Regions from separate parts of the Homo sapiens genome. Here region 2 is linked to region 1. Evidence: chromatin loops called from intact Hi-C (ENCODE). Cell type or tissue: mucosa of descending colon. All regions are shown on one strand. Each heading gives the region's core, and the rest is flanking DNA. Links, peaks and the distances in the headings are about the cores only.

Region 1 (15,601 bases), core at 4,249-6,748:
AAGCAATTAAGTAGAAACATATAATTACAAAATGTGTGCCAAGTGCTCAAAAGGAAAATTGCTGGCTTTGAATAGAATGTAACATGTGATGGTGTTTTACTACCAAAGGAGAGACAAGAGGGAAAAACTTTTCTTCGTAAAGAAAGTTCACAAAACTTATTATGGTAGTAGGAGCCTTGTACTTTACCCGAGAGGCCTTTTCCTTCCATTTTCATGAGCTCACCTTAAAACGTAATTCAAAGAATCTGTAAGATGTAACGTATTTTGGTTTTTACTTTATGTGTTGTAGGTTGTATCTGGAAACTGAAGGCAAGCTTTGAGGAGACTTCTTGGGCCAGTTGATGGACATTAAACCTGGTTGAGAGACAGGGACATGAACTTGTGACCTTAAGTTGTCAGTAGGGAAAAAACTTAAAAATAGTGTTAAGTTCTGTTTGCCCTTGAAGACAGGGAAGATAATCAGGTTAATTTAATGAATACATAATAGGGGTTTGCTGATCTCAGCTGTCATAGAGCATTTTTATTTGACTAAATTTCCTGAACATGTTGCTGGTTGATTTGTTATCCTGTAAGAAAAGACCAGACATCATCTTTTCATATTTGTTCAGTGTTTTGGTGATTTGACCATTCACTGAAGACCATTATGTGCATGATACTCTGAAGGCTACATTGTAACTACCAGAGTGCTTATGGAATAATCTAGAATGGAAGGATTTTGCAACCTAATAGAATCTAGGATTCTTTACGTAGGGCATGAGTGGCCTTTGAAAGAATGTCTTAGGCGCCATCTTGTGGTCAGCATTATGAATGCATTGAATTCAACTCATCCTCAACTTGCTGGAGACTGCTTACAAAGTTCATGACGGCTTTCGGGCTGTTGAGACTTGAATACATTTCTCCATAGAACCAATGTCACAAAGGGAGGTTACATTATCCTACTATGGCAAAGACCTAGTATATTAGTCAGGTCTTTTTCAGCATCAGGTGACAGAAACCTATTTCAAACTGGCTTCGGCAAGAAGGGGTTTTCTCACAGAAGAAGGAATTGCTGTAGGAACCAGGGCCTTTGGTTTTATTCCATCTTGCTTCAAGGAAGGTTGTTATCAGAAATCCAGATTTTGAATAATTTTCCACATTATGACTCAGCTAGCTACAAGCAGAAGAATCTCAAGGAAGGACCCTGGCCTGATTGGGTCTCATGCCAAGCCTTGTACCAATCATGTATTCTGGGGAATGAGACACCATGAACAGCCAGCTTGAGTTGGGTGATCATCCTCAGTGGTTGGGGGGTGGAGAAGAAGAGACAGAATATGTTACCTTAGGAAGGGAGTGGGAAGGCTTGCTGGGCAAATGAGCAAACTAAAAAGAGCAACCGCAACCTATCGCATTCTGCTACTGAGATACCAGAACACATCCATACCCTTCTCCCCATGCATGCAATTCCCAAAGTGCCTAAATGCTGTAACTTTCCTGAGTAGACACAGTACAAACTCATCTTCTTCCCAAGAGGAATTAAAGACACATTGAATTGATGTGTTCAACACCACGTCTAGGATTTCTGGATGATGTGTGTTCCTCTTAGGTTCAGAGGTAGTGTCTACTCCAGGTCCAATAATCTATTTCCATTAAGAAAAAAACTTGACCACAAAGCCAGTTATTTAATCTATTTTGGATTCACTTAACATACCTTTTAAGATTTCCAAAAGAGACAAATCCTGTAAGTGTCTTATTTTATTGAGTTAAACACTTGAAAGCTATTTATTCATTTAAATCAGTATTTTGAGTAAGTGTTTATATGAGCCCCTAATATTTGTCAGGTATCATTTTAGGTGCTAGGAGTACATCCCTCATTTCTCTGAACTTAAAGACATGAGCAAATAACTAAGCAGTAAGGGGCTGTAATTGCAGTATTAATTGCATGTATGTTCTATTTGTACCATTTTTACAGAATTGTATGTATTTTACAGGTGGTATTTATGAAAATTGAAACCATAGAAATAAGAGAATCTCACTGATACAGAGAACAGGGATAAATAGAACCTCAAAGAGTTAGAGTTATTATTAGGACCAATTTTAAGTTGGAAGATACTTGGCAACAGTTTGTCAAAAATGATGGAACCGTTTTCTTCCTTTTCCTAGTTTATGTGGACTTTTGTTCTAGCAAATTTTGGTTTGTGCATTTGAGGGCCAATTACTCATGAAGCAGAATATTTGAGTCCATTTGCTTTATTCACTAACTGGTTGTCCTACTGGCATTTCTAATTTAAAACACATTGAATGACCTCCTAAGACAAACATCTAGCTTAATGATTAGAGGGAAGGATTGGACAGTACTTCAGAGCATGAGTTTTGACATAAGTGTCACCAAGGTGGGCCGGGCACAGCGGTTCACACCTGTAATCCCAGCACTTTGGGAGGCTGAGGCGAGCAGATCACCTGAGGTCGGGAGTTTGAGACCAGCCTGACCAACATGGAGAAACCTCGTCTCTACTGAAAATACAAAATTAGCTGGGCATGGTGGTGGTGCGCCTGTAATCTCAGCTACTCGGGAGGCTGAGGCAGGAGAATCGCTTGAACCTGGGAGGCGGAGGTTGTGGTAAGTCGAGATTGCGCCATTGCACTTTAGCCTGGGCAATAAGAGCGAAACTCTGTCTCAAAAAAAAAAAGAAAAGTCACCAATGTTTACTCCTGGCTTCACTCTTATTAGCTCTGTGACCTTCAGCAAGAGTCTTAGCTTTCTTAGTTTTCTCATTTAAGTAGTGGTACTCAACTTGTACTAGTACTCAACTTGTAAGGTCATTGTGAGTGTTAAATAAATATGTCACCGTATTAGCATATAGTAAGGGCTATATACATGTTGAAAGAATAATTAGAAAAAAGTGAAGCCTTTCTTAAGTGCCTTTTAAAAGTAGGCACTACATGGCTAAAATCCATTTATTAATGCTATAGAGACTTGATTATTGTTCATATAATTGATTATTGTTTGTTCATATAATTGATTACTGCTGTCTTAATTGGGGACCAGTGTCACTCAGAAAGAGTGTTGACAGTATGGAAATTACAAAAGATGTTGTTTTTATTTACTATGTTGAATGGTGGTATGAGGGAATCACTGGACTAGCAAAACTCTCTTAAAGTTTTGACATGGGATGGAGTGTGTGGTGGTGGGGACCCTTTTTCCCACTGTTGAGGTTTTATTCTTGTGGAGGGAGCTCCACTAGTCTAGGATTTCTGGATGATGTGTGTTCCTCTTAGGCTCAGACATAGTGTCTTCTCTAGGTCCCTTCCTTGGTGTTTTTATGCCCCTTCCTTGCTCCTTTCTGGAAGATACGTCACTTATCTGACTGGTGAATGTGGAAGGAATAACTGACCAAATGGCTCAGCCTCTTCCCTTTTTCTCTTGGGAGGAGCCTGTCTTCTGGAAGCTTGCATTCCACTCTGATCATCCTTGTCATAAATGCACCAGGCAGGCCCTGTTTTTCAGAGGCTTGCCCAGTCCAGTGGTGCTTGGGATTCAAAAGATAAGCAGTGGCTGGGTGCGGTGGCCCACGCCTGTAATCTAAGCACTTTGGGAAGCTGAGGGAGATGGATTGCTTGAGCTCAGGATTTTGAGACCAGCCTCGGCAACATGGTGAAACTCCATCTCTACGAAAAATACAAAAATTAGCCAGTCTTATAACCAGGTCTCAAAAAAATAAATAAAAATTTAAAAAGACCAGCAGTTTAATTCTTGAGTGCAATGTGATCTACTTGCCTAGAGACGTAGCCTCATTTTTCAATATTAACAATGTGATATCTATTCTCCTAGCTGCCTTATTCTTTGGTCGGATTTCTTAATTGCCTCACAACATTTGTGAGAAAGATGAATGTCATTTACCAAGCCTGTTGAAATCCCAGCAGTCCTGTTAACAATGAATTGTGCACATTCTACTGGGGACTTCCTTCCTTTCCTTTCCTTCCTTTCCTTCCTTTCCTTCCCTTTCCTTCCTTCCTTCCTTCCTTCCTTCCTTCCTTCCTTCCTTCCTTCCTTCTCTCTCTTTTCTTTTCTTTTCTTTTCTTTTCTTCTTCCTTTCTGTCCTGAATCTCGCACTGTCACCTGGGCTGGAGTGCAGTGGCGCAATCTCAGCTCACTGCAACCTCTGCCTCCTGGTTCACGTGATTCTCCTGTCTCATCCTCTTGAGTAGCTGGGATTACAGGCACACACCACCACACCCTGCTAATTTTTGTATTTTTAGTAGAGACAGGGTTCACTGTGTTGGCCAGACTGGTCTCAAACTCCTGACCTCATGATCCGCCCGCCTCGGCCTCCCAAAGTGCTGGGATTACAGGTGTGAGCCACTGTGCCTGGCCAGGGACTTTCTAAGAGCCTGAGTGGAATACACTTCAGAATTATCTATTGAAGGGCAAGGGAGCTAGGGTGTCTATCCACCAACTCCTGTCCCTCACTGGCTGAGGGTTGCTTAATTCCCTGGTACTTTTAGCTTGCCCATTTTGTCGCTAGCAGAAGTCCTCGGCCAGAGAAATGCAGGTGTTTGATGCGGGAAACCAAGAATAAGATGAGAACAATCTACTGAAGCGCCAAGTAACTTTCAGTGTGTCCTGGGGAATGGTTGGGGCACTCACAGTGCCAGCGATAAGGTTCTCTGAATTCCCGTTGGCTATGCTAGTACCCTTGCTCTGTGATTCCACAGATGTTTCCTTAGTCAAATCCAGCATTGGATGGGTTTATTCTGTCACCTCAGCTGTAAGCTCTATGTGGGCAGGGACCAGATGCATGCTATTCACTGTGGTATTCTCAAGCCTAGATGATCAGTAAATATTTGTTAAATGTAGCCGGGTGCAGAGGCTCACGCCTCTAACCCCAGCAATTTGGGAGGCAGAGGCAGGCAAATCACTTGAGGTCAGGAGTTCAAGATCAGCCTGGCCAACATGGTGAAACCCTGTCTCCACAAAAAATACAAAATATATATATATATATTTTAGTCGGGCGTGGTGGCACGTGTCTGTAATCCCATCTACTTGGGAGGCTGAGGCAAGATAATCGCTTGAAGCCAGGAGGCAGAGGTTGCAGTGAGCTGAGATCACACCACTGCACTCCAGCCTGGGCAACAGAGTGAGACTCCATCTCAAAAAAAAAAAAAAATTACTTGTTGAATGAATGCTGTGGTCGGGAATGAATAAATGGTCACAGTGAAAAAATCATATGCAATTATTTTTAAAGCTAGTTTTGGTGTTTTGTAAGAAAGTACATTTGCTATACAAAGAATTGTACTGCTGAAACACAGAGACATGAAGTGCATGGTTTGGACCCACCTGATGTTAAGTTTGAAATAAACTTGCCTTTTACAACTTTATGGTCCTAGAAAAAGGGAGATCACATATTTTCCTTTCTTAGCAAAAATTGTTATCAAGGAATAGTTTCCATGAAGGTAAAACAGAGTAAGAGATTTGTTCTATTTGAAGTATTTTAAATAGGTTCTGTTTGTGAAGTTACTTGTCAAAGTTTCTCAACAGGAGAGAGATGGATTTCAGTGCTGAGGATATGATGATGTAATGTGACAACATTGCCAGTAGGGGGTGCTGTTTCACGTAGCATTAGAAGCTTTATGGCTTTGGATTCTGTAAATAGAGTTCACAACATTATTCTCGAAATGAATTAGATTAGTTTCCGAACGGTTGATAGGATTTTTAACGTCAGACAGGCAATAAAAGAGAAAGCACCAAAATCAGTCACCCCACTCCATAAGCAAAAAAGTCTGAGGGAGATAAAATCTGTAATTCATACAACTGCAGCCAATATGGGGAAGAAATAATAAAAAAGAAAAAAATGGCTAATTCCAAGTTGATTATATGCTCCAGTGTGGCCTGGATAATTCCAGTTTTGAAATACTATTCTGGATGGGCACATATGCTGAGAAAAATTCAGATATAATGGATAGTGGATAGTTTTTGTTATAGAGTCAAGAGTTGCTTGAATAGATAGCTTTAAGATGAACTGGGAAGTGCTGGGCTTAACTTTGTGAATTACCACATATGAAATACAATTATGCTCACAAATTACTATATTTAAAAACAGCTCACAAAGTAATTCTCATACTCCTGCATTTATAACTTGACAAACTGCTGAGCTGTCTTAATATTTCAATTGAATCTAATAAACACTTACTGGGGGTCTACTGTGTACCAGGCAGTCTGCCAAGCACTGGGAATCCACAAATTTTAGTAAGACAGAGCCCTCCCTTTGAGATTAGCCTTTAGCCAGGGGTTTTTAGGCCTTATAGAGACACTGCTTCTTTTCCATCACAGCCAAAGAACTCAGTCCAAGAGCTGTGGTGCAAGGAGAGGAGTGGTTGTTCCCTGCCTCCATGGTCTTCCTGTAGCAAGGTCTCTGCTCCTCTATACGAAGACCTTGTTTAGTCTGGAGGCAACCAAGAAGTAAGAATTGCCAACACACTGGTTATTCCTCTTGCATCACTCCTTTCAATGCAGAGGGAAGAACTACGGTCATTTTAGATGTTTATCAAAATCCAGTTAATAGATTTAAAAAGGATTATCATTCATCATACCTAAATGTCATAATCACTCCCTTTTCCAGGATGCCCGAAGAAGGCTCAAAGACACAGTGAAATGGCCAAAATAATATTCTAGGACTAGCCTAGAATATTCTAGTCTTCTCGCAGGTTCTAAAATGACAGCTCTAGTGCCAGGACACTAACACGACTGCCCCGAGATTTACCCCTTCCTCTCCCTCCAGAAACATTTGAGACGACAAAAGTTTTCCCATGCAGCAGCAGAAAGCTATCCAATTACTTTCTGGGGAGTGAAATCTTTTAGAAGACACGAACATCAAAGATTTTGAAATGGGGTCAAAGAACAAGGGTGTCTTTGGAAACACACAGTCCTGGTCTGGATTCCAACCTAATTTTTCAGCCGTGTGATTTTGGGCAATTTACTAAGCCTTGGCTTTCTCCCTTAAAAACAGGAATTATCATTCCTAGCTCTTAAGATTGTTGCAAAGTTTGAAATAGGATAATCTATGGAAAAGCACCTATAATAATTCCTGGCATGGTGGGCATCCTAGAAAGTGTTAGGATTCTCCCTTCCTTCTTTGGAGGGGATATTGGTCATCAGTTATGTGATCATCAAACCACATGTAAGCATGTTTAGTATCCAAGCCATGTCATCAACACAGACCCATCGTTTCCTCCTGACCTGCTACTAATGCCCCTTATTTTGATAATAATGTCAATACGCTCTTTCATGGTAAAGTCAATGAACAGCTATGATCATGAGGGCTAATTCTGAAAGCATTCATAGGCAAATCCAAAGCAGGAAGAGGCTATTTATATTTTTCCTTAGTTTTCTTATAAGAGGCGTACCTGAAAGCTGGCGTTCTGAAAGAAACTGATTAAATGACGCATCATTTTGATGCATTCCAGAGCCTTCCCCTTGTTTCCTGTGTGATTCTCAGCCTGCCAGCTCAAGTGAAGTGAGGAACAGCTTCTCTTCATATGCCATGCACAATATGGGAGCACAGCAGCTTTTGCTGCTGATGAAAATATTATGGCCTCAGTTCTCTGTAATCAATTTACTGCTTTATGGACCCAAAGTCCTCCAGAGAATTTAATAAATTCACATAATGTTTCTAAGTGCTGCATTGTGCATTTGGAGCGCTGATTTAGCTGACAAATGTGAAAAATTCGTGTAGCTAGACAACTCCCTAGTGATTAGACATGTGTGGAAGCTAAAGAGACCACGTTGCTCCAGAGAAGGTCAGCATTAACATAAAGCCCAGAATCTTCTCTTCACTAGCCTCATGTCCCTTCAGCTCTGATGGATAACACCATCTGACCAAACATTTATTTGGGGGGTAGGGTTTTACTCATTTCCAGTGGGGCTGTACTTTTGATTCTCTAAAAGTCTGCTCTGGTCTAGGCAGAGTGAAGAATGACAAAGTTAAAGGTGATAGTGTAATGTGTGACTAGGGTGGCACCTACGGATTCAGAGGATGAAATGGTCACTAAGTTATGCACGTTTGACCCTGAGGGATGCCAGAGGTTTCTAAGGGAGCATTTTGTGGGACAGCAGCACAGAGTCACTTGTTTAAAACCAGTTCCATTTAAAGTTATATTAACTCTTTCTGCACATCTCTCTCTTCCATTCAAATTTCTTTCCAAATGTAAACAGATTTACCAAAAATAATTATTAAACCACTTTATTACTCAAAATAATCTTCTATCTTTACTAATGTACATATAAATATTCTGCATCATGATAACCAATCGATTACATTGTCCTAACAATGCCATTTTGTATTCCCCTTTTCCTCTTTAATGTTACTTCATACAAACAACAAAAGCGTTATTTTGTGTCCATCAAAGTGGGCCACAGAGCTGTTGTTTCAAATAGGTTTTTAGTATTTAATTTCTGGTGCTGTATTGTTACAGAGACCATCATTATTCAGAATTACTGCAGGTTTTACTGTTAATTTTAGCTTGAATTTTGGTTTTCAGCTCAAGCAAAGATTTAAGATTTACCTTGAGTTCTCAAATTAGGGGCAATCTGCAATGGATATGGGGCCTAGAGATGTTGTAATAGCCCGTGTAGAAACAAGCTGACGCCTGTTGCACCTCCTATCCTGGTGATGGATGACCCAGCTGATACCTCTACTCTGGCAGGCTCTGAGCACTGGATGAGTGACTGTGGACTCTCTCCTGGGGGACCCAGAAGGTTTGGAGCTGCTCCTATGGCTCTGGATCTGGGTAGAGACACCCAGATGCTTCACTGATGAAAAGGGAATGCCACTTCCTGTATTTGGATACTGTAAGCAATGCTTGACAGGTGATCTTTCTACCACTGTCAAAACAGCCGAAGAGTTGGGGAAACAAAATGTGGTCAAGTATTAACAATCAGAGATAGAATGGGAATGAATATTCCTGTTCATGAAAGACTCTGTAAAACACTTAAAGAGGTATATTCTGAGCCAATATGAGTGACCGTGGCCTGGGGAACTGTATCAAGAGGTCCTGAGAAAGTGTGCCTGAGGTGGTTGAGTTACAGTTTGGTTTTATACATTTTAGGGAGACCAGGAGTTACGGGCAAAGACATAAAATCAATACATGGGAGGTACGTATTGGTTTGGCCCAAAAAGGTGGGAAATCTTGAATAGGGGGTGGTGCTTACAGGCCACAGGTGGATTCAAAGACTTTTCCGATTGACACGTGGTTGAAAAACTTCAGCTTTGTCTAAAGACTTGAAGTCAGCTGAGCCTAGAAGGCCTGGAAAAGGAAGGTCTGGCTGCATTGATGGAGATTCTCTACAGATGCAAACTTCTCCTACAAAAGATGGCTTTGCAGGGGTATTTCAAAATATGTCAATAAATATGTTTCGGGGCTGGGCGCGGTGTCTCACGCCTGTAATCCCAGAACTTTGGGAGGCCGAGATGGGCAGATCACTTGAGGTCAGGAGTTCAAGACCAGCCTGCCAACATGGTGAAATCCCTTCTCTACTAAAAATACAAAAAATTAGCCGGGCGCGGTGGCACGCATCTGTGATCCCAGCTACTTGGGATCACTGAGGCAGGAGAATTGCTTGAACCCGGGAGGCAGCGGTTGTAGTGAGCTGAGATCATGCTATTGCACTCCAGCCTGGATGACAGAGTGAGACTCTGTCTCTCTCTCTATATATATATTTTTGAGAAATATATATAATATATATATTTTTGAGAAATATATAATATATATATTTTTGAGAAATATATATAATATATATATTTTTGAGAAATATACATAATATATATATTTTTGAGAAATATACATAATATATATATTTTTGAGAAATATATATAATATATATATTTTTGAGAAATATATAATATATATTTTTTGAGAAATGTATATTATATATATTTTTGAGAAATATGTATTATATATATTTTTGAGAAATATATATAATAAATATATTTTTGAGAAATATATAATATATATTTTTGAGAAATATATATGATATATATTTTTGAGAAATATATATGATATATATATTTTTGAGAAATATATGATATATATATTTTTGAGAAATATATATGATATATATATTTTTGAGAAATATATATGATATATATATTTTTGAGAAATATATATGATATATATATTTTTGAGAAATGTATATGATATATATATTTTTGAGAAATGTATATGATATATATATTTTTGAGAAATATATATGATATATATATTTTTGAGGAATATATATGATATATATATTTTTGAGGAATATATATGATATATATATTTTTGAGGAATATATAAGACATATATTTTTGAGGAATATATATGACATATATGTTTTTGAGGAATATATATGACATATATGTTTTTGAGGAATATATATGACATATATGTTTTTGAGGAATATATATGACATATATGTTTTTGAGGAATATATATGACATATATGTTTTTGAGGAATATATATGACATATATGTTTTTGAGGAATATATATGACATATATGTTTTTGAGGAATATATATGACATATATGTTTTTGAGGAATATATATGACATATATGTTTTTGAGGAATATATATGACATATATGTTTTTGAGGAATATATATGACATATATGTTTTTGAGGAATATATATGACATATATGTTTTTGAGGAATATATATGACATATATTTTTGAGGAATATATATGACATACATGTTTTTGAGAAATATATATGATATATATATTTTCTCTCTCTCTCTCTCTCTCTCTATATGTATATATTTGGGGGTAAAATATTTTGATTTTCTTCAGGGTCTGCTATCTGTCATGTGATCATATACCAGGGTCCAGTTGGAAAATTATTGCACAAGATATTTTAATTTCTAAAGGCTTTTGAGTGAACTCTGGCCTGGATGGTACCGTGCAGCACAATGCAGTGATACTATAAACAATATGCTTGATTGTGAAGCTTCCTGCCTCCCAGGAGTTAACAACAGATGATGAGAAATGGAAGGTTGAAGGTTTAGTGAAGGTCCCTTTTAAGAGGAGGATACTTGCTAATGAACATGCTTTCTAGAAGTTCAACTTTCTCCATGGGGAATGGCACCCAGTGCCAAATCTAACTGTGTTGTATTCTACCACCCATCCCGAGATGGTGGAGCTGAAACGTCTGTGCCGGGCAGAAAAGATTCCACATTATTACTGAAATGATAAACCTATGAGGCCAACCTGCTTGTGAGGTTGTGGTTTTATTTTTGCCACTATTTGGTTGCTGTCATTCCTCATAAGTATGTCTCCACACTTGTCAGGTCAAATCTGCTGTCAATTGAAATACATAAAATGCATATCTCTGTATGTATACATATTTTTCATTTTCTAAAATGAACATCATAAAAACAGAAACATGACCTACAAAGGCAGGATACAGACTCCAAATATTGTACAGCAGCTTCATTTTTTTATTAGATTTTCTGTGTTTTCTTCCCCCCCAGTTGCTGGATAAAATCCATACAAATGAAATACTGGCTCACTCAGTAAATAATAATGAAAAGGTAAATTCATTTTACAGAGAAGCCAGTGCATGTAAGACATCATCTTGAATGACTGTGATTTTCTTGAACTGATCACCAGGCTATTATAGTCTCTCAAGAATGATATCTGGTTTTTAGGTTCTCCAATTGTGCCTGCGACCTCTCCTTAACCCTTTGGCCCTTAAGAAACATTGACTTAAAACCAAAAACCATGTGCAACAGTATGCTGCTGAAATGACACAGGTACAATTTAGTTCACATTAACTTGGAGTTCTGAGAGCTGAAGCACACACTGAGGATCTGGCCTCTCCCTGCCATCATCTGACCCCTCCTCTTGTATGTTTTGATAGTTGTGATGTAATTATAAAGTTCTTTAAAAGAGCGTAGAAAAGAAATATATTTAGGGGTAAAATCTTGTTTTCTTTTTAAGTTCATTGTGTAGCTTGGAGTGTCTCCAAATCTGCCATATTAGGTTCCATTTTGGTTTTTGGAAAAGGCCAAATGTTTATGTAAGATATTTTTTGTTTTTTTCCTGGGTAGGTGGCTGACTTTTAAGTTGGTATACATATGCCAGAGAGGACCAGTTTCCTGGTTTGCCCCAAACTGAGGATGCTCCCAGGACATAAAACTTTCAGTGCCCAACCTGGGAAAGTCCCTGGCAAACCAGGATGAGTGGGTCACTCTATAAGATGGGTTTTCTTTTGACTTTGTTTCGGTGTGAATTAAAGGTAAAATTAAACTCAACAACGGTTTTTTTGAGGACATAAAGGGCCCTAAGAACGGAAGATCAGCAAAAGAAATCTCTTCTCAGAGAGTTTTCTGCTTGGACTAACTGGTGAATCAAGTCCTCAGATAGCTGCAGGTCAAGGTGACCCAAGCTAAGAGCTATTGGAGCCCTTACATAGGCTGGGAGAATCAAAGGAAGGGACGGTCCCTTCCAAATGAGTAAGCTGCTCTCTGGCATTTCATTTTGAATTAAAAATAAAATACCCTTTTAGCTGGGCATGGTGGCCATGCCTGTGGTCCCGCCTACTTCGAGGCTAAGGTGGGAGGATCACTTGAGTCTGGGAGTTTGAGTCTGCAGTGAGCCAAGATCGTGCCACAGTTTAGTTCTGGCATGACAGAGTGCCTGATGACAGAGTGAGACTGTCTCAAAAAAATTAATACAAAAATATCTAAAGCTCAGTAATGCCATGCAAATAGCTCAGTGTTTCTTGTGTATCTAAGAAGACAAAAATATGTGAGTAAGCCCTTAGTCAGAAGTAGTTTGTCCACTGCATTCAAGATGAATCTTGGGCTTTATCGAAAGCTTTATTGTGCTTTATTGAAAACTTTGAAGCTGGAAACAAGTTGACATCTCTAATATATTTGTCTTCAGTACCAAGACTGTGTAGTAGCTTGAGGAAACAACGTCTGTAACATCTGAGAATGGGTCCAGGTTCAAGTACCTTTGAATGCGAGGAAAGAGAACTATGAGTTTGACCACAGTGAAGAGAAGCCAGGGTGGTAGAGTGCATGTATTTTTTTTATTTATTTATTTATTTATTTATTTATTTATTTATTTATTTATTTATGAGATGGAGTCTTGCTCTGTCACCCAGGCTGTGCAGTGGTGCAGTCTCAGCTTACTGCAACCTCCGCCTTCCATGTTCAAGCAATTCTCATGCCTCAGCCTCCCAAGTAGCTGGGACTATAGGTGTGCACCGACATGCTTGGCTAATTTTTTGATATTTTTAGTAGAGACGGGGTTTCACCATGTTGGCCAGGCTCGGCTCGAACTCCTGATCTCAGGTGATCTGTCTGCCTTGGCTTTCCAAAGTGCTGGGATTACAGGCGTGAGCCACCGTGCCCAGCCTGTGCATACCTTTAGACAGGAAGCCTCAGGAACCAAACCGTGGAGTCCCTTGGTTTAGTTTCAGGACAGGCAGGCCCTGATGTTGTTACTAACAGAAGGAGAGAGAATGGCTCAGTGCGGAACCTCTATCCTGGTTTTTGTCACAAAGGTGTGAAAAGCTGGCAATGGCCAGTAAGTAGAGGTTAAGGGCAGAGCCAGGCAGTCCTGATCGGAATCCTTTTCCCACTACTCTCTATTGTGTAATCTGGGGCAGTTTACTTCCTCCCTCTAAAATCCCATTTTCTTATCTGTAATCCAGGGCACAATTCCTTCACTATAGTTTAGTCATCAGGATTAAATGAGATAATGTAAAACAATTTAGCATAATTCCTGGTACAGGTGTCCAATACATAGTAGCTATGCATATTATCATTATCAACAATAGGATAGGCATTTCATTCAATTGCTGTGATGGATTAACATGTGTGAGTTCTTTCTCTTGTCAGTTTATGCAATCATTTTTTCCCCTGAACTAAAATCATTCTTTTATTGATATGTACTGTAATTATAAGAGCCATTTTCTAGTGGATGCATAGATTTAAGGCATAAAATATCCATTTGATAAATCTCTTAGGATTAAAATTTGACCTATGTTTAAAAAGGCTGATCCAGGATTTCTTCAGAAGTAACAGGCTTATTATTTTTCTGAGAGGGGGGCCTGGGTTTCCCCTGGGATGTAGTTTTTCCTCTCCTTCGTGGGCATAGGCGCACCCTGTGCCATCTGCTCTTCTGGGCTGAGAACCGGGATGGAAAGTGGGAGGCCTGCTCACTGCACTTGGGATGAGAGCCATGGATAGCCGTCGGGACACGTGAAAGAGTGACCGACAATGGGAGCAGCTGAAACAGAATCACCCTTGTTCACAAACCCACACCACCCGATTTGTTTTGCTCTCTCCTCTTCGGCAGCCGTTCCACTGACTTTTCTCCACTAGGTAAAGTCATCCTGGTATTGGGGATTAATCCTCCTCAAGGGCTCTGGTAGTGATGAGAGCATGAAGCAGATACCACTAAGGCAAAGTCTGTGCTCAAGGAGAAGAAAGACACATTGGAAGTACCTGCCCTGGGCTGCAAAGCAAATTTATGTCATGTCCTCCTTATTAAGAAGCTGGAAATTATACACCAGTCAGACAGTAAATGTCCTGAGTTCACCCTCATAGGGATGAATTCTGCTTTCTAAGACAATTCTTTTGGTTTCAAAGAAAACTAGCAATCGTTCAGTCTTTTTATTTTTATTATTTATTCATTTATTTTTTGAGATGGAATCTCACTCTGTCGCCCAGGCTGGAGTGCAGTGGCACGATTCCGGCTCACCATAACCTCCGCCTCCCGTGTTGAAGCGATTCTCCTGCCTCAGCTTCCCACGTAGCTGGGACTACAGGCGTGTGCCGCCATGCCCATCTAATTTTTGTATTTTTAGTAGAGACGGGGTTTCACTATGTTGGCCAGGCTAGTCTCGAACTCCTGACCTTGTGATCCACCCGCTGTGGCCTCCCTAAGTGCTGGGATTACAGGCGTTGAGCCACCGTGCCCCGCCTTGTTCAGTCTTTTTAAAATGACAACTTCTAACTGGGCTGAGTTTGACTCTTCTCTGTTAGAAGGCAAATACTGGCTGGGGGCAGTGGCTCACACCTGTAATCCCAGCACTTTGGGAAGCCGAGGCGGGCAGATCACGAAGTCAGGAGATCGAGACCATCCTGGCTAACAGAGTGAAACCCCGTCTCTACTAAAAATACAAAAAATTAGCCGGGCCTGGTGGCGGGCGCCTGTAGTCCCAGCTACTTGGGAGGCTGAGGCAGGAGAATGGCGTGAATCCTGGAGGCGGAGCTTGCAGTGAGCGCCGAGATCGCGCCACTGCACTCCAGCCTGGGGGACAGAGCGAGGCTCCGTCTCAAAAAAAAAAAAAAAAAAAAAAGAAGGCAAATATTTATGCTTGCCTCCTCCCAGAAAACAACATTAAGCAGTTAATAGTAAATCAAGTGTCCTGGACAAGCCATGTGAACGTCAGCTGTGTTTACAGCTGGGGTTCAAGGGGCGTGACAGAAGTCTATTTGCATAAGGTGCTAGGGAGCCTCATGGGCGAGGACTCCCCTTAAGTGAGGTAGGAACCAGCCTCATGAGCCTAATCCTCAAATGAAGCTCAAGTAAGTTGTTAGGAGGAACATGCCTTGAACATATTCTACCTCAAA
Region 2 (15,601 bases), core at 8,116-10,615, 880 kb after region 1:
GACAGAGTGAGACTCCATCTCAAAAAAGAAAAAAAAATTATTACTCTTATTAAATATTGACTCTTGAGTAAATATCTTTTTAGTATTTGGTATGATGAAATTGGAAGTATACGTATTATAAAACAAAACACTTCTGTTGCCTACTAAAGTGTGATGGTTGCCTTTAATAAAGCTTCTTTGTGGTTCAGTTGCAAGTGAACTGGCCACTTATTCCAAAAAATATCATTTTTACTTGAAAGAACAACTGACAAACAGACTTGGATATTAAGCAGGTATTTTCTTAAATATAAACAAAGTAAGCCTCTCACTTTAAAAAGCACCTGGCAATATTTGTTGCTAATTGTGAAATGCACAGTTTCAAGCAAAATTTTTGAATACTCTTATTTGCCATCATGAACTTGACCACTTCCCAATATTTAGGAACTTTTCTAATGAGATTGGTGGTCAGAAAAATTATTTCTCTGAATGAATTACCCCATACTTCATGGCTTAAAACAACACAAATTATTTATCTCGTAGTTGTATAAGTTAGAAGTATGAAACAGGTCCCACTGGGCTAAAATCAAGTTGTCAGCAGGGCTGTGTGCCTCCTGGCCGAGAAGAATCAGTGCTGAGAGAAACTCTGTTTCCTTGCCTTTTCTAGCTGCTGGAGGCCACCTGCATTCCTTGGCTCATGGTCCCTTCCTCCATCTTCAAAGCCAGCAACATAGCATCTCTCAGAGCTCTGCTTCTGACATCACATCTTCCTCCTCTGAGCCTTTCTTTCAACTCCTTCTTCCACTTTTAAAGATCCTTGTAATTACATTGTGCAACCCTGGATAATGCAGGATAATCTCCTTAATTTAAGGTCAGCTCATTAGCAAACTTAATTCCATCTGCAACCTTAACTCCCCTTTGCCATGGAACCTAACATAGTCACATACTCTGTGGATTATCATATGGATATCCTTGGGGTAACCATTATTCTGCCTATAACAGGTGAGGATATTAACACATGTGATTTTTAAAAATGTTTCAAAATGAAATGTGTCAACATTTGGAACATCTGCATAACTTAGTAAGCCAGCATTTTCTAAATGACCAATGTTTGATGTTCAAAATCACAGGTGGGTAGAAGATTCATTCAAAATGCAAGACAGGTGGGTTTAATGTAACAGAGTACAAAAATTTCATAAATATGGTTTCAGATTCCAAATTTGTAACTAACCTTTTAGAAATGAATGCTTATTGAGTTTTGATGTAGCATCAAAGAAGAATATACACAATTATCTGAAAAGGCCATGAAAATATTCATACTTTTCCAATTACATATCTGTGTAAATCTAGATTTTCTTCATGTGATTCAACTAAAACAACAATATATTGCAACAGATTGAATGCAAAAGCAGATATGAGAATCTGTCTTCTATAAAACCAGATGTTAAAGATATTTACAAAAACATCAACAATACCACTCACTGTATTTTTTAAAACCATAGTTATCCTTCATAAAAATATGCTTTCCTTGTTAACATGTAATAGGTTTTTTGCTGTTACTTTTTAAAAAAATCAATACTTTTTTAAATTTTAAGCTCTCAGTTTTAATTTCTAGTGTATATACTGATAGTTATAACTCACATAACAAAAGTTTTTTGGGGTCCTCAATAATTGTTAAGAATGAAAAGATATCCTGAGACCAAAATATTTGAGAGCTGCTATGCTAGAGTAGCAATTCCTTCAGAGAGAGAGAGATGAATATGAGCTCGTTAAATTCATATTCCACTTACTGCAGATCTTACTCATCCCTCAGCCTATATTGGCCCTTATAATGATCATGACTTATTTCTACAAGGGTCATACTGGGCTGCCAAGAGGCAAGTCTACCAGCTGAAAAAAAAGGAAACCCTACCATTTGATTAAGGCAGCAGAGGTATAAAATAGAGCAGCTCTGTCCACAAAGGATAGTAAGGGAATGAGAAAGAGCAAGGAGGAGTTTGCGTGACCTCCCATCTGTCCACAAGGCAGTAGGTGTAGGAACCCAGAGGAGGCCACACCTAATGCCCTGCCTTCTTCCAGCTTTTTTGGAAGCAAAGGTAGAGCATTAAATGTGCAATTAGACCATGGCTGGAGCTCTGCTAAGGGAATGTTTCCCTAAATGAAAGCTTATGGTATATGCAATGTGTTGTGCTCATAAAGATCAGAAGAAGGTTGGTTTAAGACACCTGGCTTTTTATTGAATACCATTCTGTACAAAGAATCTGACAGGTACTTTCACATTTATCTTGGTATTTTAGTAATGCATTCTCACATCTAAGAACATAGATGTCCTCTATTGCAAATGCCTTTCTTATTGTCTGTGGAACCAAGTAGCTACGCAGCCTGGGACAGCTCCTTAACCTCTCCCAACTCCAGATTCCCATCTGTCACCTGTGAATAGTAATGCCTACCCATGAAGATTGTTATGAGGCTCAAGAAATAACAATAATGTATATGAAAAGGCTTTTTGATAAACTCAATTGTTTTGTAGAAATAACAGAGCCAAGGAGGAACTTGGTAAGGTGACTTTATTTCTCTCTCCCATTTTCATCATTTCCACCCTCAATTTAGCCCAGATACAACCAAAGTAAAATCATAGTTCTTGCTATAAAAATGAAGACTTAATGTGGGGTTTCTTACTCCTCTTCCAACCAAACTGTTACTACCAAGCCCCTTCTACATATAAAAATTCTATATGTTTCTCTGTTTTATGTTTTATTTATTACTACTTAGCAATATGATATTTATACAAGAAGAATTTGAAATGTTCAGTGACTAAGTTGTGCAATCAATTACTCATTCAATAAAGATTTACATATCCACTAAGTGTCAGGCTGTGAACTAGGCAGTGGAGATACAGTAAAAAAAATAAAATAAAATAGAATACAAACAAAAATCCCTGCCTACACAGAGCTTGTATTTTAATGGGTAGGGGAATAGGGAGTGAGATGATAAATACTATGTCAAAAGGTGAGATGACTATAGGGAAAGAAGCAGGAAGGAGATACGGGGTGCTGGATATTGGTGACGGCGTGAAGGGTGCGATTTTAAATGATGTAGTGAAGGCAAGAGTTTACTATTACAATGTCATTCAAGTGAGGGCCTCATGCAATTATTGTGGAGAAGATGGCTCAAGGCAGAGAAGACACCAAGTGCAAAGGTCCTGGGCTCTGGTGTGTTCACAGGCTAGCAAAGAAGCCAGGGTACCTGGGGAGGGTAAGGAGGGGCAGAGAGGTAGGAAATGAGTAGGAAGGGACAGTATGGAGAGGTGGTGGGCAGGAGTCAGGGACTTCCCATCTCACTAGGGGGAGGTTTTGAGCAGAGGACTGAGTTATGTGAGTTAAGTGTTAAAAGAAACCCACAGCCAATATCATACTGAATGGGCAAAAACTGGAAGCATTCCCTTTGAAAACTGGCACAAGACAGGGATGCCCTCTCTCACCACTCCTACTCAACATAGTGTTGGAAGTTCTGGCCAGGGCAATCAGGCAGGAGAAGGAAATAAAGGGCATTCAATTAGGAAAAGAGGAAGTCAAATTGTCCCTGTTTGCAGATGACATGATTGTATATCTAGAAAACCCGATCGTCTCAGGCCAAAATCTCCTTAAGCTGATAGGCAACTTCAGCAAAGTCTCAGGATACAAAATCAATGTGCAAAAATCACAAGCATTCTTATACACCAATAGCAGACAAACAGAGAGCCAAATCATGAGTGAACTCCCATTCACAATTGCTTCAAAGAGAATAAAATACCTAGGAATCCAACTTACAAGGGATGTGAAGGACCTCTTCAAGGAGAACTACAAACCACTGCTCAAGGAAATAAAAGAGGATACAAACAAATGGAAGAACATTCCATGCTCATGGGTAGGAAGAATCAATATCGTGAAAATGGCCATACTGCCCAAGGTAATTTATAGATTCAATGCCATCCCCATCAAGCTACCAATGACTTTCTTCACAGAATTGGAAAAAAACTACTTTAAAGTTCATATGGAACCAAAAAAGAGCCCGCATCGCCAAGTCAATCCTAAGCCAAAAGAACAAAGCTGGAGGCATCATGCTACCTGACTTCAAACTATACTACAAGCCTACAGTAACCAAAACAGCATGGTACTGATACCAAAATAGAGATATAGATCAATGGAACAGAACAGAGCCCTCAGAAATAATGCCGCGTATCTACAACGATCTGATCTTTGACAAACCTGACAAAAACAAGCAATGGGGAAAGGATTCCTTGTTTAATAAATGGTGCTGGGAAAACTGGCTAGCCATATGTGGAAAGCTGAAACTGGATCCCTTCCTTACACCTTATACAAAAATTAATTCAAGATGGATTAAAGACTTACATGTCAGACCTAAAACCATAAAAATCCTAGAAGAAAACCTACGCAATACCATTCAGGACATAGGCATGGGCAAGGACTTCATGTCTAAAACACCAAAAGCAATGGCAACAAAAGCCAAAATTGACAAATGGGATCTAATTAAACTAAAGAGCTTCTGCACAGCAAAAGAAACCACCATCAGAGTGAACAGGCAACCTACAGAATGGGAGAAAATTTTTGCAATCTACTCATCTGACAAAGGGCTAATATCCAGAATCTACAATGAACTCAAACAAGTTTACAAGAAAAAAACAAACAACCCCATCAAAAAGTGGGCAAAGGATATAAACAGACACTTCTCAAAAGAAGACATTTATGCAGCCAAAAAACATGTGAAAAAATGCTCATCATCACTGGCCATCAGAGAAATGCAAATCAGAACCTCAATGAGATACCATCTCACACCAGTTGGAATGGCGATCATTAAAAAGTCAGGAAACAACAGGTGCTGGAGAGGATGTGGAGAAATAGGAACACTTTTACACTGTTGGTGGGACTGTAAACTAGTTCAACCATTTTGGAAGTCGGTGTGGCAATTCTTCAGGGATCTAGAACTAGAAATACCATTTGACCCAGCCATCCCATTACTGCATATATACCCAAAGGATTATAAATCATGCTGCTATAAAGACACATGCACACGTATGTTTATTGTGGCACTATTCACAATAGCAAAGACTTGGAACCAACCCAAACATCCATCAATGATAGACTGGATTAAGAAAATGTGGCACATATACACCATGGAATACTATGCAGCCATAAAAAATGATGAGTTCATGTCCTTTCTAGGGACATGGATGAAGCTGGAAACCATCATTCTCAGCAAACTATCGCAAGGACAAAAAACCAAACACCGCATGTTCTCACTCATAGATGGGAATTGAACAATGAGAACACATGGACACAGGAAGGGGAACATCACACTCTGGGGACTGTTGTGGGTTGGGGGGAGGGTGGAGGGATAGCATTAGGAGATATACCTAATGCTAAATGACGAGTTAATGGGTGCAGCACACCAACATGGCACATGTATACATATGTAACAAACCTGCACGTTGTGCACGTGTACCCTAAAACTTAAAGTATAATAATTTAAAAAAAAAAAAAAAAAAGAACCACTTTGGCTGTTGTATGGAGAATAGACTGCTGAGCCGCAAAGACAAAGAAAGACCAGGCTGGGCATGGTGGCTCACGCCTGTAATCCCAGCACTTTGGGAGGCCGAGGCGGGTGGATCACCTGAGATCAGGAATTCAAGACTAGTCTGGCCAACATGGTGAAACCCCGTCTTAACTAAACATACAGAAAAAAGATTAGCTGGGCATGGTGGCGGATGACTGTAATCCTGGCTACTTCAGGAGGCTGAGGCAAGAGACTCACTTGAACCTGGGAGGCAGAGGTTGCAGTGGGCTAAGATCACACCATTGCATTCCAGCCTGGGCGACAAGAGCAAAACTCTGTCTCAGAAAAAAAAAAAGAAAGAAAGAAAGAAAAGAAAGATAGAAAGACCAACTGGGAGGCTTTTGAAACAATACAGTAGAGAAAGCAGGGTGATCACAATGGAGACAGTGAGAGATAGAGTCTAGATATATTTTTATGGTAAAAACAACAGGATTTGTGCAAAGGTCGAATGTGGGTTATAAAAAGGAGGGAGGATGACTTTAAGGATTTGGCCTGAACAACAGGAATTGTGCAGCAGCCATTCACTTAGATGAGGTGGACTGCAGGGAGGCCAACAGGGTTTGGGGTGGTTAGAAAGACTAATAATTCAATTTTAGACATGTTAATTTTGAGATGCCTTTTTGACATCCAAAAGGCCACGGGGGTCGTTTCATATAAGAGCCTGAAATTCACAGGAAGGGGTCTGGGCTGGGTATAAATTTGAGAACATCTGCTTTTGTATAATATTTAGAGCTGGGTTGAGATTAAATGGTATTAGCAAGATACTAAGCATAGATAGGGAAAAGAAGGATTTCAAAGACTGGAACCTGAGCCTTAAATCAAGAATATAAGGAAGAATCAGCAAAAAACACTAGAAAGAGTTTCCAGTGAAGGAGAAGAAAAACCAGGAGAATACCATTATCTGAGAGTAAAGTGAAAAAGTGTATCAGAAAGCATGGGGTGATCAGCCATGTCAAATGCTGCGGGTCGGTCATGTCAGATGGATGAATTGACACTCAGATTTTGCAAAAAGAACATCATTAACAACCTTGACAAGAACAGGGTGGTGGTGGTGGTGGCAAAAGCCCTCATGAAGTCAAAGAAAGAATATGGGAAAGAATTCAAGAAACAATATGAGGAAAGGAACTGGAGACAGCCAGTATAGACAACCCTTTTGAGGAGTTTTGCCGTTAAAAAAAAAAAAAAAAAAAACAGAAAAATAAAGAGGGAAAAGGGGAATGTGAAGTCAAAAAGTATCATTTTTCTGGATTTTTTTAATGGAGACATTTTTAAGACATTTACAGACATGGACTATATTAGTAATTCTGTATATGCAAATAAACAAAGAGCCAAGGAGGGATATAGATGTATTTTGTCCTTAATTTATCTATTCATGAACGTGGTTAGAAACTGTACGATAAAAGAAAAAAAAGGAAACCAAGCCTTACAAAGAGACTGATGCCTTATCCCCTGACATGCAGCTAAGAAGCAGATCTTACTTGGCTTCAGACTTCGAGCACAAATGAACCCAAATGGATTCAACTTTACTGAACTATGTATCGTTTATTTTGTTACTGAAATAAGAATATCAGGCAACTGGAAATCAATGAATTGATTTAAATATTGTGCAAAAGATGGAGCTATTACTATGGGCACATTTTTATGATTTAAAAATCACATTTCAGCATTTTCCCTATGTCGGGGCTATGACAGGGCAGCATTGATTAACACATTCAGACCCAATCATCAAGAAAAAGACTTGGAACTGCACATTTCCCTTGTAAAAGATGCCTTCTTAGGTCCATACCAAGTTCAAAGTTATTAAATAATGACAGTTGGGTTTGGGAGTTTTTTTGGTGTGTGATTTGTTTTTAACTTTTTATTATGAAAAATTTCAAATCTATGCAAAAGTAGAATAGAATATGACCTTACCCCCATATATATATAGGACCCAGCTTCAACAATTACCAACTCATAACTAAGCTTATTTCATCTCTCTCCCCACCCACTTCTCTCTCCCTAAGCACCAGACTATTTTGAAACAAATCACAGACATTGCATAATTTCATCTATAATTATTTCAGTGTGCATGTCTAAAAAAGAAGGACTCTTTTAAAAAATCACATTATCATTTTCACACATAAAAATTAGAATAGTCCATTAGTTCCATCAAATATTCTTCAGGGTTCACATTTTCTTATTTATGTTCTATAAATATGTTTTTACATGTACTGTAGTTTTGTTTGAATCAGAATACTAACAAGTCCTATGCACAAACACGTCATTTCTGAAAGGGACAAGTGGATAAATTTAAAAGAGTTTTGGTTTTACAAGCAAATTACCAGAAGCACTTTAGTGTTACAATATATAGTATAAAACCAATTTTGATTGAAATGGGAACAGTGCATTTTAAAATATAATTTAATAGGTTTAAATGAATGTTCCAAATACTAAAGCACACTACACTTTCTCAAAAATAAAAAGGGAGATGATTTGGGGCTGCCAATTACAAATACATTCACAACTGACATGAACGTTTTCAGTTGAAAATATAAAATCTTCTTAAAATATATATTTCTTCTGTTGGTTGACTTGGCTTTGTGTTGCAAACTATGGTTCATCTGTTCTTCCAGTTGCACTAGTACCGCCAGGCTAAACATTCTTCAGCTCAGTCCAATCCTAAGCAATTACTCCCTTACCACCTAAAAAAAAAAAAGAACCAAACCAAAAAAAAAAAAATCAATTACATGCTTGTTAGAAATTTTTGCATACATAAATTATAACTCTGATTCTGGGTGCTAGGAAAACTTTGGCTGAAGCAAACAAGGAACACCTAAAAGTTAAGCAAATAGCTACCTTAAACCAATTTACTGCTTTTTACCATCAGCATCACAGAGTGTCAGAACTAAAAAGAGGCTTTGCACTCCAAACCCCTCCTAACAGAGGTGAGCCAAGAGAGGCTGAACGACTTGCCTGGCATCATGCAGCAAGAAGGGAGGTTCCCGAACCCAGACTATCCTACGACCAGACTAGATGCTTTCCCCTGCTGTTATGTCATACCCAAATTGCTAGATTACATCTGATTCAAAGCTACTGCTTTTCTGTTAAAGCTCCTGTCCTTCTGGTGGAGCAAGATTTGGGAGAACGGCAGTCATCCCTCCATATACATGGGGGATTGTTTCTAGGACCCCTGCATATACCAAAATCCTAGCACACTCAAGTCGCAAAATGGGCCCAGCGGAATTTGCGGAAAAAGTCAGCCCTCCATGTGTGCAGGTTTCACATCCAGCAATTACTGTATCTTGAGTCTGCACTTGGTTGAAAAAAATCTTTGTATAAGTGAACCCACACAATTTAAACCTGTGTTATTCAAAGGTCAACTGTGCTTTTACATTTCATTTCTCTTTATTTCACTTTCTACAGTCGCTTCAGAAAATGTTGTCAACTATTTTAAATGGCTGGTTCTTCTTTCACTATTTAATGTGTTTAATAGACTTTATTCACTATATACCCCTACTGATTAAGTTGGCTCTTACAATTTTTATACAATCCTTTTGGCCAAGACAAAATGAGACTTTAGTGCAGTTTTCAAAATTTAGTAAGCATTTGTTCTCACCAGATTATATTAATCTTTATCTTTTCAAACAGTCAGCTTTCATATTTATAGTATGCATGAAAGTACACCATAATACTTACCAATTTTCACTTCACAGCAAAGGTAGATTATGAATAAACTATGAAGTTTGCAAAAAGGCAGTATATTGAAAAGGAGCACCACATAATTTGTTATAATAGCTCCCCCTAGTGAGCATTCTCACTATTGTTTCCTGAACACCTTTTAGGGTTATTAATTCCAATACTTGGTTTTGTTACCTAGAAATTTTCTATCATGGCTGTAAACAAAAGTTATGTCACCAAATGGTCATTTCAGCCCCAGATATACTCACAAAAATTAACCCTATCAGCAGAATGGTTTTCAACTAGAAAAGAATGGTGTTGTTTTTCATTTAACGTAAAATGGGAAAAATGAAAAAGAACATAGAATTCGGCAAATACAATTGATAATAATAACTGTGATTCATTAGCAGTTAATATGTGCCATATATTTTGCTAAGCACTTATATGGGTTGTTTAATGTGATCCTTGTATTACTTTAGGATATTAATACCATTACTAATTTCATGTTACAGATAAAGAAACTAAGTCTGGCCTAAGGACATACAGCTAGCAAGTGACAGAGCTGAAATTTGAATCCAGGTTGTCTGACTCCAGAGTTCACACTCCAAGCCACTATTCTATTCTGTTGATGAAGCCACAAAATTACTTAGGTCCCAAATCTGTTTTTTTTATAATAGCAAATCTGTTTGCCAGATTATTGCATTATTTATCCACTCTGCTTATATCACAGAAAGGCCCAAAGTCTTCCTGCCCTGGTGTTGCAATTCCTCTTTTCTGCATACTCACCTCTGTCTGTAGCTGCCACCCAGTTCAGAAGTAGTGGTAACCAATTCCAGAGTTGAGGCAAGAGGGATACAAGATGTGCCTAAAACAGCTTAAGTCAGAAAGTGAGAAAGTACTCAAAAAAAAAAAAAAAAAAAAAAAAAGGAGCGAGTCACAAAGACACAGGTGCCCAGATTGAAGAGACTTCTCCTGGCCAAACCTATGACAATTTGAGCACTAGCATGATTAATTATAAATCATTGAAAAATTAAGAACTCATAAGTTCATACTAACATTAGATAGATAGGTGAGAGAGAGAGAGACATAAGAAGAAGGGAGGGCTCTTGCTGACAGGGAGGGCTCTTCCTGAGGGCAGACTGGTAAATGTGGAGGGAATGCAGGGATTTAAAAATAATCATTTTGCAATCATAGTGAGATTGGATAAGGCAAGAAACATTAATAGATTCCAAATCTAGAGAGAAATTCTGATGAGGAATCAGATATTTGCATGATCTTAAGATATCTTCCCACCTATCACTTCTTAGTTGGAAGGGGGAAAAATAAAATAGTAATTATACAGTGGAGAAATAAGACAACCCTTTGATCTGGTGGCCTCATGTAACATCACTAACAAGAAACAGATGGGCATCACGTGCCTGCAGATGTGAAGCCTTGAGATGAGCATGTCACACATGTACTGTTCTTATCAAGAATGTGTAATCTGACTGCAACCACAAGAAAACAGCAGAAAAACCCAAGTGATGAATATTCTGCTTAGTTAAAGGGGGAAGTATAATCTTGAAAACTGTCAAAATCATAAGACAAAGAAAAGCTATGGAAATAATCCAGATTAAAGGAGCTAAACAAACGTGACAACTAAATGCATTATTTGTTTCCAGGCTTAATTACACACTGGAGGGGTAAAAATGCTAGAAAGAGCTGTTAGGTCAACTGACAAAACTGAAATATGAACAGTAGATTATACAAAACTACTACATCATTGTAAATTCACTGAACTTGATCACTGTGCTGGGGTTAAGTAAGATAATATCTCTATTCCTATAAAATATACACTGAAGGCCAGGAGTGGTGACTCACCCCTGTAATCCCAGCACTTCATGAGGCCAAGGTGGGAGGATCACTTGAGGCCAGGAGTTTAAGATCAGCTTAGGCAAAGCTGAGGCTGGAGGATCACATAAGCCCAGGAGTTTGAGGCTGCAGTGAGCTATGGTCATACCACTGCACTCCAGGCTGGGCAACAGAGCAAGACCTTGTCTGAAAAAATATAAAATAAAATAAAATAGAAAATATACACTGAAGTATCTAGGGGGAAATCATCAGGTAATTAACTATCAATGGTTCGAAAAAGATGTGTGTGTGTGTGTTTGTGTGTGTGTATGGTTTAAGGCTATGGAGTTTCAATTTTGCAAGATGCAAAGAGTTCTGTGGATAGACAATGGTGGCACAACAATGTGAATGTACTTCATACTACTGAACAGTACCCTTAAAAGTAGTTCAGATGGTAACCGTATTTTACCACAATTTAAGAGAGAGAGAGAGCGAGCATGCAAATGATAAAATTCATGGGGCATACTGCTAATAGATGAATTTGGGTAAAGAACATTTGAATGTTTTCTGTACTATTTTTATTTTTTCAATTTTTATGCAAGTTTAAAATTGTTTCCAAATAAAGTTTTCTATGTAAATAAAGTAGAAATTCCTCCCATGGCAGAGCAGCTCCACCCGCCTCCTGGTACAGCCTCCTAGGTGAGTGGCAGGAGAGGGGCCTGGAAGCAGCCACCTGCTCTCAACCCTCTCACTCCGCATGACCTGTTCATTCACCCTTTCTTTCAAATGCCTCTAGGGTTAGATGACCAAACTGATCCTCACCAGATTTATCCCCACAGACTACATTCTTTTAATGAATTGACTGGCTCCCTGGGGCAGGATAAACTCAGGAAATGAGGGTGAGGTAAAGGGCACTGGACCAGGAGACAGAGTCTGCATGTCTCATCCTGATTCTGCAGATTAGCTGTGTGGCTTGGGCAACTCATTACCTCTGGAGGTGAACACTCTGATCTAGAATTTTTCTTTTTGTTGTTGTTGTTTTATTGTTGTTGTTGTGATCATGCCACTGCACTCTAGTCTGGGTGCAGAGTGAGTCTGGGTGTAGGATGCAGAGAGACCCTGTCTCACTCTGCCACCCAGACTAGAGTGCAGTGGCATGATCACAGCTCACTGCAGCCTTGACCTTCTGGACTCAACTGATACTCCCACCTCAGCCTCCCAAGTAGCAGGGACTACAGCTGCATGCAACAAAACTCAGCTAATTTATTTTTTATAGAGACAGGGTCTCCCTGTGTTGCCCAGCCTGGTCTCGAACTCTTGGGCTCAAGTGATCCTCCCGCTTTGGCCTCCTGAAGTGCTGGGATTACAGACGAGAGCCACTGCACTGGGCCTCAGAAATTTTTAAAGGTCCCTTGCAGCATTATAATTTTATATCTTACATTCACCACTCCTGAGAACAGAGTCACCAATTAAGCACTAGGTAATATGACTCTAATGATATGGCTAAAAATATTGAAACATTCCACATGTTAATTTTTCCTCCTGCTACTTAGCTTTTGGCAATATGTTGTTACGTTGCGTTCTAGGAATACTAGAGGTAAGGGTTTGTGTGTGTAGAGAAAGACAGAAAGAAGAGGAAGGAGGAAGAGAAAGAAGGGAAAACAGAATGGTATTCTATCGGAATGAACAACACTTACAACTGATAACATTTTAAAATCTATAGCATCGACTCACAACTTAAAGTAAAGCCTTTCATTTTCTAAATTGCTTTGCAGTTTTAAAGTAATTTCTTACCTGTTTTATCATTTTATCTTCCAAAGAACTCTGAGACAGTCAGGACAGACAACATTTCTATTTTAAAGATAAGAAAACTGATTTGGAGAAGGCAAATGACCGCCAGCTAATTTGTGGTGGTTCACCAATTAGAATCCCAGCTTTTTGACCCTGTACTGATGCTCTTCCCAATTTAAAAACCTATAAAATGTCTTTTCAACATCATACTGAATGGGCAAGAGCTGGAAGCATTCCTCTTGAAAACCAGCACAAAACAAAGATGTCCTCTCTCACCACCTCTATTCAACATAGCATTGGAAGTCCTAGCTGGAGCATCAGGCAAGAGAATGAAATAAAAGGCACCCAAATAGAAAGAGAGGAAGTCAAACTATCCCTGTTTGCAGATGACATGATTCTATATCTAGAAAACCCCATAGTCTTGGCCAAATAGCTCCTTAAGCTGATAAACAACTTCAGCAAAGTTTCAGGATACAAAATCAAAATACAAAAATCACTAGCATTCCTATATACCAACAACAGCCAAGCTGAGAGCCAAATCAGAAAGGCAATCCCATTCACAATTGCCACAAAAAGAATAAAATACCTAGGAATACAGCTAACCAGGCAAGTGAAAGATTGCTACAACGAGAATCTCAAAACACTGCTCAAAGAAATCAGAGAAGACACAAACAAATGGAAAAAATCCCATGCTCATGGATAGGAAGAATCAATATTATTAAAATGGCCAAACTGCTCAAAGTAATTTATAGATTCAATGCTATTCCTATTCAACTACAAATGACATTTTTCACAGAACTAGAAAAAACTATTTTAAAGTTCATATGGATTCAAAAAAGAACCTGAGTAGCCAGCGCAATCCTAAGCAAAGAGAGCAAAGCTGGAGGCATCATGTTACCTGATTTCAAACTATATCACAGGGCTACAGTAACCAAAACAGCATGGTACTGGTACAGAAATAGACACATAGTCCCATGAAACAAAATAGTGTCCAGAAATAAGGTCCACCTATGACCATCTGATTTTCAAAAAAGCTGACAAAAACAAGCAATGAGGAAAAGACTCCCTTTTAAATAAATGGTGCTGGGATAACTGGCTAGCCTTACGCAGAGTATTGAAGTTGGGCCCCTTCTTTATGCCATATGTAAAAATCAACTCAAGATGGATTAAAGACTTAAATGTAAAACCTAAAACTATAAAAACCCTGGAAGATCCTGGAAGGGAATACCACTCTGGACACAGGAACGGGCAAAGATTTCACGACAAAGATGCCAAAAGCAACGACAACAAAAGCAAAAATTGGCAAATGAGATCTAATTAAACTAAAGAGCTTCTGCACAGCAAAAGAAACTGTCAACAGAGTAAACAGACAACCTATAGAATGGAAGAAAATTTTTGCAAAATATGCATCTGACAAAGGTCTGATACCCAACATCTACAGGGAACTTAAACAAATTTACAAAAAGAGAAACAAGAAATCCCATTTAAAAGGGGGCAAGGGACGTGAACAGACACTTTTCGAAAGAAGACATACATTCAGCCCACAAACATATGAAAAACAGACCAGTATCACTGATCATTAGAGAAATGCAAATCAAAACCACACTGAGATACCATATCATTAGTCAGAATGGCTATTAATTAAAAGTCAAGGCCAGGCGCAGTGGCTCATGCCTGTAATCCCATCACTTTGGGAGGCCAAGGCAGGTGGATCACCAGGTTAGGAGTTCAAGACTAGACTGGCCAAGATGGTGAAACCCTGTCTCTACTAAAAAAAAAAAAAAAATAGCCAAAGGTGGTGGTGGTGCCTGTAATCCCAGCTACTTGGGAGACTGAGGCAGGAGAATCGCTTGAACCTGGGAGGCGGGGGTTGCAGTGAGCCGAGATCGTGCCACTGCACTCCTGGCTGGGCGACAGAGTAAGACTCCGTCTCAAAAAAAAAAAAAAAAAAAGTCAAAAAGTAACAGGTGCTGGTGAGGTTGCTTGTGGATAAAAGGAAACACTTATTCACTGTTGGTGGGAGTGTAAATTAGTTCAATCATTGTGAAAAGCAGTATGGTGATTCCTCAAAGAGCTAAAAGCAGAACTACCATTCAACCCAGCAATCCCATTACTGGGCATATATCCAGAGGACTATAAATCATTCTACCATAAAGATACATGCACATGTATGTTCATTGCAGCACTATTCACAATAACAAAGACATGAAATCAACCTAAATGCCCATCAATGGCAGACTGGATAAAGAAAATGTGGTCCATATACACTGTGGAATACTATGCAGCCATTAAAAAAAGATAAGATCATGTCTTTTGCAGGAAGATGAATGGAGCTAGAGTCCATTATCCTTAGCAAACTAATGCAGGAACAGAAAACCAAATACCGCATGTTCTCACTTATTAGTGGGAGCTAAATGATGAGCACTCATGAACATAAAGAAGGGAACAACAAACACTGGGATCTACCTGAGAGTGGAAGGTGGAGGGTGGGAGGAGAGAGAGGAGAAGACAAAATAACTGTTGGGTACTAGGCTTAATACCCGGGTGATAAAATAATCTGTACAACAAACCCACACGACATGAGTTTACCTAAAGCTTCACATGTACCCCAAAACCTAAAATAAAAGTTAAAAAATAAAATGTCTTCTACAAAACAACAGGCTGCATGCTTCAAAAAGTCACAGTCATGAAAAGCAAAGAAAAGCTGAGAAACCCTTGTAAAGAAAACTAAAGA

What was found. Hi-C counts contacts between places; a loop is a spot of excess contacts. Peaks named below come from ENCODE experiments on the same cell type or tissue, not always from the same donor. Only the 100,000 strongest peaks of a DNase experiment are listed, where the experiment ranks them.
Region 2: a loop joins it to region 1, with 8 times the contacts of the local background. A loop is called at or near these places in 15 of 110 quality-filtered maps.

The regions. Positions count from the first base shown.
Region 1 is chr4:83,639,298-83,654,898 of GRCh38, forward strand. No RefSeq gene overlaps it. Among named protein-coding and RNA genes, the nearest start is that of GPAT3, 110 kb to the left of the region's middle. RefSeq lists an enhancer at 850-899. In mucosa of descending colon, for the core only: a CTCF peak has its summit at 5,571 (motif pointing right); no DNase peak of the experiment used is centred there.
Region 2 is chr4:84,519,996-84,535,596 of GRCh38, forward strand. LOC102723338 (a long non-coding RNA gene) reads right to left here. Exons shown (of 8, transcript XR_007058460.1): 7 at 10,033-10,120; 8 at 6,825-8,270. Among named protein-coding and RNA genes, the nearest start is that of NKX6-1, 29 kb to the left of the region's middle. In mucosa of descending colon, for the core only: a CTCF peak has its summit at 9,379 (motif pointing left); no DNase peak of the experiment used is centred there.